3 separate regions of the Homo sapiens genome follow, and all the other regions are linked to region 2. Evidence: chromatin contacts called from ENCODE Hi-C or POLR2A ChIA-PET data. All regions are on one chromosome and are shown on one strand. Each heading gives the region's core, a stretch centred on a gene start or an enhancer-like site at or near the end of the contact. The rest is flanking DNA. Distances are from core to core; before and after follow the strand shown. Region 1 holds the start of TAF13 (TATA-box binding protein associated factor 13). Region 2 holds the start of ATXN7L2 (ataxin 7 like 2). Region 3 overlaps ELAPOR1 (endosome-lysosome associated apoptosis and autophagy regulator 1).

What was found. A loop is a pair of places that touch in the nucleus more often than their neighbours do. ChIA-PET counts read pairs that join two places held with the same protein, here RNA polymerase II (POLR2A). Pooled maps may share reads with other maps.
Region 1: a loop to region 2 is called in a pooled map, with 6 times the contacts of the local background. The contact joins the promoter of TAF13 here to the promoter of ATXN7L2 in region 2. A Hi-C loop is called at or near these places in 1 of 37 single-sample maps with no recorded cell type and 9 of 50 pooled maps. POLR2A ChIA-PET finds 5 or more read pairs at or near these places in 3 of 52 experiments (A673, B cell and OCI-LY7).
Region 3: a loop to region 2 is called in a pooled map, with 3 times the contacts of the local background. The contact joins the enhancer-like site here to the promoter of ATXN7L2 in region 2. A Hi-C loop is called at or near these places in 1 of 50 pooled maps. POLR2A ChIA-PET finds 5 or more read pairs at or near these places in 3 of 52 experiments (A549, Caco-2 and Panc1).

Annotation. Positions count from the first base shown.
Region 1 is chr1:109,073,901-109,077,538 of GRCh38, forward strand. TAF13 (TATA-box binding protein associated factor 13) reads right to left here and starts at 2,103. Exons shown (of 4, transcript NM_005645.4): 1 at 2,021-2,103; 2 at 1,087-1,165. The coding sequence starts at 2,047. RefSeq lists enhancers at 360-1,346, 1,951-2,010, 2,111-2,360.
Region 2 is chr1:109,482,220-109,485,651 of GRCh38, forward strand. It overlaps ATXN7L2 (ataxin 7 like 2), which reads left to right and starts at 1,686. Exons shown (of 11, transcript NM_001350175.2): 1 at 1,686-1,861. The coding sequence starts at 1,735. RefSeq lists enhancers at 1,158-1,775, 1,776-2,395 and a silencer at 1,589-1,758.
Region 3 is chr1:109,132,587-109,136,057 of GRCh38, forward strand. The region is part of intron 1 of ELAPOR1 (endosome-lysosome associated apoptosis and autophagy regulator 1); the gene reads left to right. Among named protein-coding and RNA genes, the nearest start is that of ELAPOR1, 20 kb to the left of the region's middle. Within about 2 kb of position 1,431, at least 14 of the 41 ENCODE cell types and tissues checked have a DNase peak (open chromatin) inside an H3K27ac peak, as active enhancers do.

The DNA of each region.
Region 1 (3,638 bases), core at 853-3,352, 410 kb before region 2:
TACTCCGTCTGGGAGGTGAGGAGCACCGCTGCCCGGCCGCCACCCCGTCTGGGAGGTGAGGAGCGCCTCTGCCCGGCCACGACCCCGTCTGGGAACTGAGGAGCGCCTCCGCCAGGCCGCCCGCATCTGGGAAGTAAGGAGCCCCTCTGCCCTGCCGCCACCCTGTCTGGGAGGTGTACCCAACAGTTCATTGAGAACGGGCCATGATGACGATGGCGGTTTTGTCGAATAGAAAACGGGGAAATGTGGGGAAAAGAAAGAGAGATCAGATTGTTACTGTGTCTGTGTAGAAAGAAGTAGACATAGGAGACTCCATTTTGTTCTGTACTAAGAAAAATTCTTCTGCCTTGGGATGCTATTAATCTATAACCTTACCCCCAACCCCGTGCTCTCTGAAACATGTGCTGTGTCCCCTCAGGGTTAAATGGATTAAGGGCGGTGCAAGATGTGCTTTGTTAAACAGATGCTTGAAGGCAGCATGCTCGTTAAGAGTCATCACCACTCCCTAATCTCAAGTACCCAGGGACACAAAACACTGAGGAAGGCCGCAGGGTCCTCTGCCTAGGAAAACCAGAGACCCTTGTTCACATGTTTATCTGCTGACCTTCTCTCCACTATTGTCCTATGACCCCGCCAAATACCCCTCTCTGAGAAACACCCAAGAATGATCAATAAATACTAAAAAAATTAAAAAAATAAAATAAAGCAAAATAAAAACACACAAAAAAAATTAGGTGGGCGTGGTGGCCGGCGCCAGTAGTCCCAGCTACTCAGGAGGCTGAGGCAGGAGAATGGCATGAACCCGGGAGGCGGAGCTTGCAGTGAGCAGAGATTGCGCCACTGCACTCCAGCCTGGGCGACAGAGCGAGACTCCGTCTCAAAAAAAAAAAAAAAGCAATTTATACACACACACACAATTGGGGTTAGGATTGGTACTATCTGATTCAAAAGTTAAACAGAATTTGATAGGCTAGTCTGAGAATATTATCCCTACAGGGAAACATTCAAAGCAATAAAGCTACTTTGAAAGGACATGTCCAAAAGTTTTCATCATCTATAACAAAATCATTGTCAAATACTACTTACATTCTTTAGAAAAAAGTCTCTTTCTTTTACCCTGTCCACCTTCTGCACCTCCTCCAATTTCTTCATTTTCTTCCTCAAACTAGAAGTTAAAATGTATATATAGAAATGTCAAATAATTGCCTTGCATTTGATATTTTAATAATGACATTTTTTTTTCCTTTTCAACAGATAGGCCAGAAAGCCAAAGGAAGCAGCAAAAAAAAAAACCACGAAACCTTAGCATTGAAGGAGCCTATGTATCTAGTCCAACTTCCAACTCATGCAAAAATGGCTTCTACAATGTTCCTAACTAATAATCCTACTGCTTCTACTTGTAAGAGTTCCAATGACCATAAGTTTTATTTTTAAACAACTAAGGTGGCCTATTACTACTGTTACTGTTAAACAGTTGATACTGAATCAAAGTCTACCTTTGTAGACTTTGTAGTAAGCAAAACTAATATTTCCTATGCATTTGCTTATACAGTGCTAAAAACGTTCCTTAAGTAAGCCCGTAACCCTATTTTATAAAAAGAAAACTGATGTTCAAAGTTAAATAACTTGCTCAGAGAGAATGGAAATTTTGAAATCCAGGCTGTCTGACTTTCAATGCATTCTTTTCCCATTACTTCACAGTAAGTACAGTTTTGTTAACAATTGAACTGTTGGCTCATAGTGCGCGCTAATAGATGTTAGTTTTGATCTCTGATGATTCTGTACGTGTTTCAGTGTCTGGCAAATACAGACCAAAATCAAGGGGAAAGGGGTCACAAAACCTACTCTTCCTTCATGTCCTTCCCCACTTTCTAAAATGATCAATCCTTAGGGCGTGAAGTCCCCGAACTCTGTCCGCTGAATTCACTAAGGCAAGCAGACCCGATCCTGAACTCTGCCTCCGCTACTGAGCCCGAAGGAGTGAAGAAAAGACAGGTTTTGGACAGAGACGGTCACTCACCGTGGGGTCTTCTTCCTCATCTGCCATCCCACTAGCACGCCAACTCACAGCGTCCTGCCGGCTGGCTCCCAGCTGGTTACACTACTTCCGCCGCCTCACTTCCGGTGACGCGCGGGGCCGTAGCTGGGCCTAGCCCTCTGCGGCCTGCGGGAGGACGGTGGTGCTTTCCGGCCTAGCGGCGGAAATGCGACAGTCTCTAAGGGAGGAGGCCGGAGCGCCTCCCTGTAATCCCGAAGGAATTGAAAACTAACAAAGAAAAGGAAATCACGGGCTAGGTCGCGAGTATCTCGTTGTCACCCTGAATTTGCTACTGCGTATTGAATCACAGCTTCTTGTTTGGGGACTGCGAAGCTATGGATCATAGGAGGGCAAGCCAGCAGTCCTTTATCAGACAAATATGCTTTTAAATCATTTTAAAGATTTGTAGTTCCACTGTTTCTAAGCACTGTGTTAATTATTGGGGATACTGTGCTTCATCACAAATTTCCAAGAGATGGTGTCCCGAGACTAAGCATTTAAAATTTTGTGAAGGTTTTTTGATTTTTTTTTTTTTTTTTTTTGAGACGAAGTCTCACTCTGTCGCCCAGGCTGAAGTGTGCAGTGGCGCGATCCCGGCCCACTGCAACCTCTGCCTCCCGGGCTCAAGTGATTCTCCTTCCTCAGCCTCCCGAGTAGCTGGGATTACAGGCGTGCGCCACCATGCCCGGCCTTATTTTTGTTTTTTTGAGACACAACCTCACTGTCCCCCGGGATGGAGTGAAGTGGCGCAATCAGGGTTCACTGCAGCCTAGACCTGCTGGGCTCAAGCCATCCTCCCACCTCAGCCTCCAAGTAGCTGGGATTACAGGCGCACACCACCAATGCCCAGCTAATTTTTGTATTTTTAGTAGAGATGGGGTTTCCCCACATTGCCCAGGCTGGTCTGGAACTCATGGCCTCAAGCGATCTGCCCCGCTCTGCCTCCCAAAGTGCTGGGATTACAAGTGTGAGCCACCGTGTCCACCGGGGAAGGCTTTTGGTCAGAACAATGGCTGGCAAAACCACAGGCATCGGAAGGCCAGAGCTAGGGATATAATATAAATGTCCCTACAGTGTAACAGATGATGCTACATAAAGAAAATCCCGTAATACACACGATTTCTGAATGTCCTGCTGAACATTCGGTGAGTGAAAACTAATTATCTGAGAGTTGAACCTATCTTTGTTAATAAACACAAAGCGGCCGGGCGCAGTGGCTCACGCCTGTAATCCCAGCACTTTGGGAGGCCGAGGTGGGCGGATCACAAAGTCAGGAGATCAAGACCATCCTGGCCAACATGATGAAACCCCGTCTCTATTAAAAGTACAAAAATTAGCTGGGCGTAGTGGCGCACGCCTGTAATCCCAGCTACTCGGGAGGCTGAGGCAGGAGAATCGCTTGAACCCGGGAGGCAGAGGTTGCAGTGAGCCGGGATTGTGCCACTGCACTCCAGCCTGGTGACAGAGCGGGACTCCACCTCAAAAAATAAAAATTAAAAAAATAAACACAAAGCATTTTCCCACACTTTTAATGTACGTTGAAGTTTCTAGGAATGTTATTACCCCAAAATTGAATAGTAATTGTATTTTGTTTGGTCTG
Region 2 (3,432 bases), core at 436-2,935:
CCAAGATATCATTCTACTGCTTTCCACTGTGCACCCCAAGCAACAAAGTCAGACTCTGTTGCTTGGGGTGCAGAGAGGAGAGCAGTTATTCCTAGCAGGCTCTGGTCTAGTGACATCTCCTCTTTTGGTGGCACCCAATTAGACCAAAGTAACTGGGACTCATTAGCAATTCTGGAGCAAACTCAAAAGGTGAGAGATAGTGGCTTCCACAAAGCTGTTTCCATTTGTTCTCCTACCATCTGTGACCCAAACAGGCTTCCTGTCAGGAGTTGAGGGCCATATGCTTCACTTTCTTAACTATCAGCTTCTTGTTGAACAAACTTGCACCTCTATCCCTCTTCAGAGAGTCACACACTACATTTACATCCCCTAGAAAAATACCTTGGGTACAATTGAACATTTAATTTTTACCTGATTCCTGGATGCCCTAGGGATCATCTGTGGGTCTCAGGTTGAGATTCCCTGCCCTCAGAGATTATTCTTGAAGTACTTACACCTTCCCTGGATGAAAAGGAGAAGAAAATCTGAGGTCTTGCTCCCCAACTTGTTTTCCCCTTAGCTAAAGGGTCAAGCGTCGGGGGTGAGGTGTGAGAGGTTGAGGAGGAAAAAGGATTAGTATTACTTTTTTAATGCGATGGCGGCGGGGGGGGGGCGGGAAATGGAGTAGGCAGACTTTTGTCTGATTGTGTGAGGGTGGGAAGAAATGTTATCAGCTGAGAAGATGAAAGAAATGGATGATTAAGGTACTTTCCAGACCTTAGCAAGGAAGATGACAGCTCTGATGAGAAATCTCCCTATGCCGAGGCTTCAGAAGCAGCCCTTCCAGCAGAGAAAGTATTCATTAGAAAAAGAAGGCAAAGTGATGGATGGAGTCAGGGTCCAGCCAGGGTTTGGGAAGAGGCTGTACAGGGTATCGATCGCAGTTCTCAAGAGAAGAGAGACAGATCAGCAGAGATGCTGCAAACACCAGCTGCCTCGGGGCCACCCCAGTTCTGGGGCTGGCTCTGGCTCGGAGACAGCCTTCTGTCATCCTGTCATCATGACAGGTGATCTTGGTCAGCTTGGCCAGGTCCTCTCAAATCCAGACAACGCCACGCCAACCCTCTGCTCTGCATCAGGGCAGCGTGGGTTTCCCACAGAGGAGGCACGACACGGGAGCCGAGGCCCTCCCCCACACCACCCCTGTGTCCTTCAGCACCTCCTACAGACTCCCTCCCCTTGCCCTTCTGATTCACAGCGCCCACCTCCCTGCACCTACCCTATTCGATCTACAGGGGAGCGGAGTCGCTTCGTGGCCGCCAGCCCGGGAAGGGGCGCCAGCCAGCTGGCGGACGCACGGCTTAGAGGGGCGTCTGGGCAGAGAGGTTTGGGGCTGGGGAGAGATGCAGTGAGCTTGGGAGAGTGGACTGGTAGCACAAATAATGTGTGCATAAGGGTTAGAAGAGGAGGTCCTGGAGCTTTGGTCTTCTCTTTTCCCCCTGCAATTGTGCATTTCGGAGGGACTCTTGCTGCAAGCTCGGTAGGCAATAGCATCCGCTCCAAGACTACACTTCCCAGAAGGCTGTGAGTGGGTGGGGGGGGGGGGGGCGCGGGGAACAGGCAACCTGTGTTGCGCTTGCGCAAAGACTGCGCTGGAAAGGCAGGTGGGGAGGAGGGGAGGCGTGCCCGCGACGGGGCGAGGGGGAGGGGGCCGCGCGGCGGCGGCGCCAGGGCGGGCGCGCGTCCGCGGCGGTGATGGCGGTGCGTGAACGCGCGGCGGCAGCAATGGCCGCTCTGGAGCGGCGGGTGCCGAGTCTCGATGACTTCGCGGGACAGAGCTGGAGCTCGTGGGTGGAGCGGGCCGACCTGCCCGCGGCTGACGGTGAGTAAAGCCACCCTAAAGTCCGGGGACCCCATCACTATCTCCCCTCCCCCCTTCCGGGCCCCCGCCAGCTGAGGGGAGCCGCCGACTGGAGCCGCCGTCCGGCTCCCCGGCCCCCCAAACAAAGGACCCGCCGGGTCCTAGTGCCCGCCCGCTCCGTCACCTTCGCGCCTCCGGGTCCTAGCGCCTGCTCACCGCTCGCAGCCCACCCTGCCAACCTCTGCCTCTGCCAGTCGCTAATACCTGCCCCCATATAGGCTTGCCTTTATCTTTCTCCTTGCCTGCTGCCCCTCAGCTCGCGACCCTCCTGCACCTGCCTCCAGCTTTCCCTGTCCGCAACAGTCCTCCACGTGTTTCCCACGCACCCCACTTCTGTGCCCCCTTCCTCACCCCCCTTGTTCCTTCGCCTTTTGCCCCACACCTCCTGCTCCTTTTCGGCATTTGCCTGCAGCTGCAGTGCTTTTAGACCCCCGCCCTCTCCGCGTTAGTTCGTCCGTCCATCCATCTATCCTCCCTCCCTCCATCCTTCGGTCCATCCATCCATGCCTCCAACCCACTGTCCTTTCCCAGGCCTCTTGCCCTGCCTCTTGGCTCTCTGCTCTTACTCTCACCTTCTCTAGGCCCCTGAGTGCCTTAGTGAGCGGGCCTACAGCCCCTTCTTCTGATCTTTGTCTTCTGGGCCCCAGGGAGCACCTGGCCTCGTGGCCTTTCGGGGTGACAGCAGGCATCACGCCCCTGAAGAAGTTTGCAAGTGAGAAGAGGTGGAGGAGGAGACTGCACGGAGGGGTCTCTAATGACACTTGTTCTCCTCTGAGACATCCGACTCCCAGTTTCGTTCTATCCATCATTCCCCGCACTTGCATTTAACGGACTTAGAGTGGGAGCTGCCCCTTGTCTCTTGCGTGCCTAACCCACGACCCCTCATAATCTGGATATTATATAAGATTGTCAACAATCTTCTCATCCTAGAAAGGAGCATATCTGTTAATGGGCATCAGAGAGCAGACCTAAGTGGGAGCCCAGGCCACCCTGGGGCTGCCCCATGCTGGGTGGGCAAAGATGGGGCCATTGTCAGGGTCTGGGTGCATTGAGAACCGGAAATGGAGTCAGACGGGTTTGGTGACTCAGAATTGATTTTTTTTTTCCCAAGGGACAGGGAGGGGGCGTAGAGGAGGGAGGGGGGAGGAGAGAGGTAGGGGGATGGGGAAAAAGCTGCTTTGCACAGCTAAGATGTTTTTGTCATTAACCCAGAAACTGAGGTACAAGGGCAACCCCTGCCCAAAGGCCCTCTAAGAAGGGGAGGGACTTGCATAGCTGACCAAGGAGACTTTGAAGATGCTCAAGGACCAAAGACAGCAGTTTCTCTGCTCTGTGACCATCCTATCAGTGCAGGACCTGAGAAGCTGGGTGTAACTTTGACAATGCTATGGTAACCCAGGTGGAGCAAAATTGAGTTCATGGGGGTGGGGACCTGGGAGAGTATCTATTTGGGATGCCACATAGTAGCAGAAAGGACCCATCGAGAAATCTCAAGAAGAGACTCAGGGACTTATAGAAACATTGGTTAAGGA
Region 3 (3,471 bases), core at 181-2,680, 350 kb before region 2:
ACTTAAGCCAAAAGTTCAGGGAACTCTTCTGAGACAATGATAACTGAGCGAGGCCTGAAGAATGTCCAGAAGTAATAAGCCATGCAAGGGTAGGGATCAGCACAGGCAAAGGCCCTGAGATGAGTACAAAGGACCCAAGGAAGGCCAGTGTAATGGGAGGAGCAGAGACAGAAGGAAGGAGACCACAGTTAGAAATAAGGTGGGAGAGGAAGGCAAGGATCAAACCATGAATGGTCTTAATTAACTAATGAATTAATTGTGCCCCTATCTACAAGGACTTCGGTTTTTAGGAAATACCTCCGTCAAAATAGTAAAATCTAAATATAAAATAAAAATTATGGCAGAAAAAAATACAACTTAGGATCAGGTATGGTGGTTCATGCCTGTAATCCCAGCATTTTGTGAGGCCGAGGCAGGAGGACCACTTGAGTCCAGGAGCTGAAGACCAGCCCGGGCAACATGGCAAAACCCTGTCTCTACAAAAAATATAAAAATTAACCAGGCATGGTGGCTTATGTCTGTGGTCCCAGTAACTTGGGAGGCTGAGGTGGGAGGCTCCCTTGAGCCTGGGAGGTTGAGGGTGCGGTGAGCTCTGATTGCACCACTGCACTCCAGCCTGAGTGACAGAGCAAGACCTTGTCTCAAAGAAAAAAAAGTACAACTTAGAATGACAAATGCAGAAAGAATCATTACATGAATATATGAATGCTATATAAGCAAATGGACTGGAAACTTGACCCTGAGCTTTCTAGTGGCCAAAGTAGAAGCCAAAAAAAAAAAAATTAGAATATGTAGTGCTCACAGCCCATGAAAAAAAACATGGGAAAATCATTTAGCAGGCAGGTGCAACAGAAAGATGTACTGATGGTCTGTCTGTGGCATGAGAATGGAAAAGACAAGCAACATTAGAGGAAGACATTGCAGAGAGATTCACCAATTAGTTACTATGGTTACTGAGACTGTAGTATCTCCGGATATTATCTCCCAGTATCTACCGAGATTATTATGGGATCAATGATTATTATTTCTCCATCATATATGTGTGAAGTAGAAGTGGAATCTATCTTATTTTTTAGGCCAGGGTAATTTTCTTTTGTCTCAAATTGGAATAGCAGGGGATATGTTTAATTACTGTCTATGAACCATTATAGAAGTTGGCACTACTTAGAGTGGGAGGAAATAGATAGCTTGTTTATCAGTGGGCATAAAAATAAAGAAATGGCAAGATTTGTCCTGTTTCCTCCTGTGCCTGCTAAAAAGCAGAAGGATCATCTGAGGCCTTCCTGAAAATTAGGGAGAATGGCATCCTGTCTTAATTTCTTCCACCAAATTTCACTTTTGGATCCAGGCCATTTCTACTTTGGCAAAGTGTGAGGTGCTAATGTGGACTCCTGTTCCCAGTGATGTTGCGCCAGCCTGGCCCAGGGGAACTGTCAGTGCCTGGTCATGGGTGGGCGGAAGTGGGAGGGGGCAGAGGAGTGCTGTTAACACTTTCAGTACTGTATAAAGGAGCACTTCCTTTTATTCCTTGTAGCAGAAGCCACCTGAGAAAGTGAACTTAGGCAAATGGCTTGTGCTTGAGTGTTCTCCTTTAGATTCTGTTCTTTTCTCCAAATCCACTCCTGCCAGCCTCACCTCTCCTTTTCACAGTGGTCAATATCACAGTTTCCCGGAGGAAACATTGAAGGCGACTCAATGGCACTGCTTCCTCCTATTGCCATAGCTTTGGGTGTTTTCAGATTTTACTCTGCAAAGCCTCATAGGTTCTCCAGGTGGAGCCCAATGGTGAAGCCCTGGTGTGGGCTTCTTGACCTCACAGGGCTGTGGGCCTCTCCCCTCTGGCTGGCATCTGGCTGCTCTCTTCCGCCACCAAGACCCCCAAGAAGAAAAGTAGCTTCCTCTAAAACCAGGTTATTCCTGCAAAGCTTAGTCCTGGCCCTCTGTGTAACATAAAAAAGAACATCTGTCCAGTGAACAGCCAGCTTTTATGGCAGTGCCCCGTTGGCCTACTGATAAGAAACCGTGGCTGCTCAGGCGGCTGCTGCACCTGCTGCTTTTGCCGTTTCTTTCCTGCTTGTGTAGATAAAGCCCTGCGGAGCTGAGCTGGTTTCACCTTCGTCATTACAACTTTGAAGCCCTCTGGAGGCTTTAACAACATCTTGCCAGTCTTATCCTAGAGAGGACAGCTAGTTCTCCTTGCTAGGTGGGAAGGCTGAAGCTGAACTTGGGAATTCTCATCAGGGCTGCCCATAGGAGGTCTCATCATTTCCAGCAGAGGAAAGAAACTTGAAGAAAGAATGGATTTAAGTAATTGCCTCCAGGCAGTCTTCTCTCTCTCCTCCCTCTCTTTAAAAAAAATCATGGGATCATGTAATTTTTCAGCATAAATAATGGCAATAATGGTTGGAGGACAAGGTAAGATTTCTGGAAATCTGGCAACTACGCAGGTGACTCAAAAGAAAAAATAATGACCAAGCTAATCTTTAACTCCACACCTACTCTTGCCTTTTCCCAGGCAGCTTCCTGGTTTAGAGCAGGGTTCCCAAACTGCAGTAGGTATCAGCATCCCCTGGAGGGCTTTCTAAAACCCAGATTGGTAGGCCTACTCCAGAGATTCTGATTCAATGGGTCAGTGAGAGAGGCCTAAGAATTCAAATTTCTTTTTTTTTTCTTTTGAGATGGAGTCTCGCTCTGTCCCCGAGGCTAGAGTGAAGTTGCGGGATCTCGGCTCACTGCAACTTCCACCTCCTGGGTTCAAGCGATTCTCCTGCCTCAGCCTCCCCAGTAGCTAGGATTACAGGCACGTGCCACCACACCTGGCTAATTTTTGTATTTTTAGTAGAAACGGTTTCACCACATGACCAGGCTGGCTGGTCTCCAACTCCTGGCCTTGCGATCCGCCCACCCTGGCCTCCCAAAGTGCTGGGATTACAGGTGTGAGCCACCGTGCCCAGCTCCAAGAATTCAAATTTCTAACAAGTCTCCAGGGGCTACTGCTGCTGCTGCTGCCCCCACAGGTCCTGAAACCACACTTTGGGAACCATTGGTTTAAGCTTTATGGAAAGTACAAGAGCTTTGAAGAAAGGCAGGCTTGGGTTTCAATCCTAAATCCGTAGCTTATATACCAGCTGTGTGACTGGGGGCATATGACTGAATATCTCTTAACTGGTTTCTTCACTTTTAAAATGGGGGAAATCATATCTACTCCATAGAGTTCATTGATTCTACAAATCCTGCAGTGCCAGGCCCTGAGCTGGGTGGTGGGACGAGACAGTCTTTGATGTCAAGGATCTCTGGGTGGATATGAAAATTAAAGAGATAAAATGTTCAAAGTCCAAGGACCATGAGGGATGCCCAATAAACATTAATTTTATTTCCTTCAAGGAGGTAACATGATTCTGCTTTTCTTTTCTTTTTTTCTTTTTTTTGGTCTAAGAAGTAATTCTCAAATTTCACAGCATGGAACAAAGA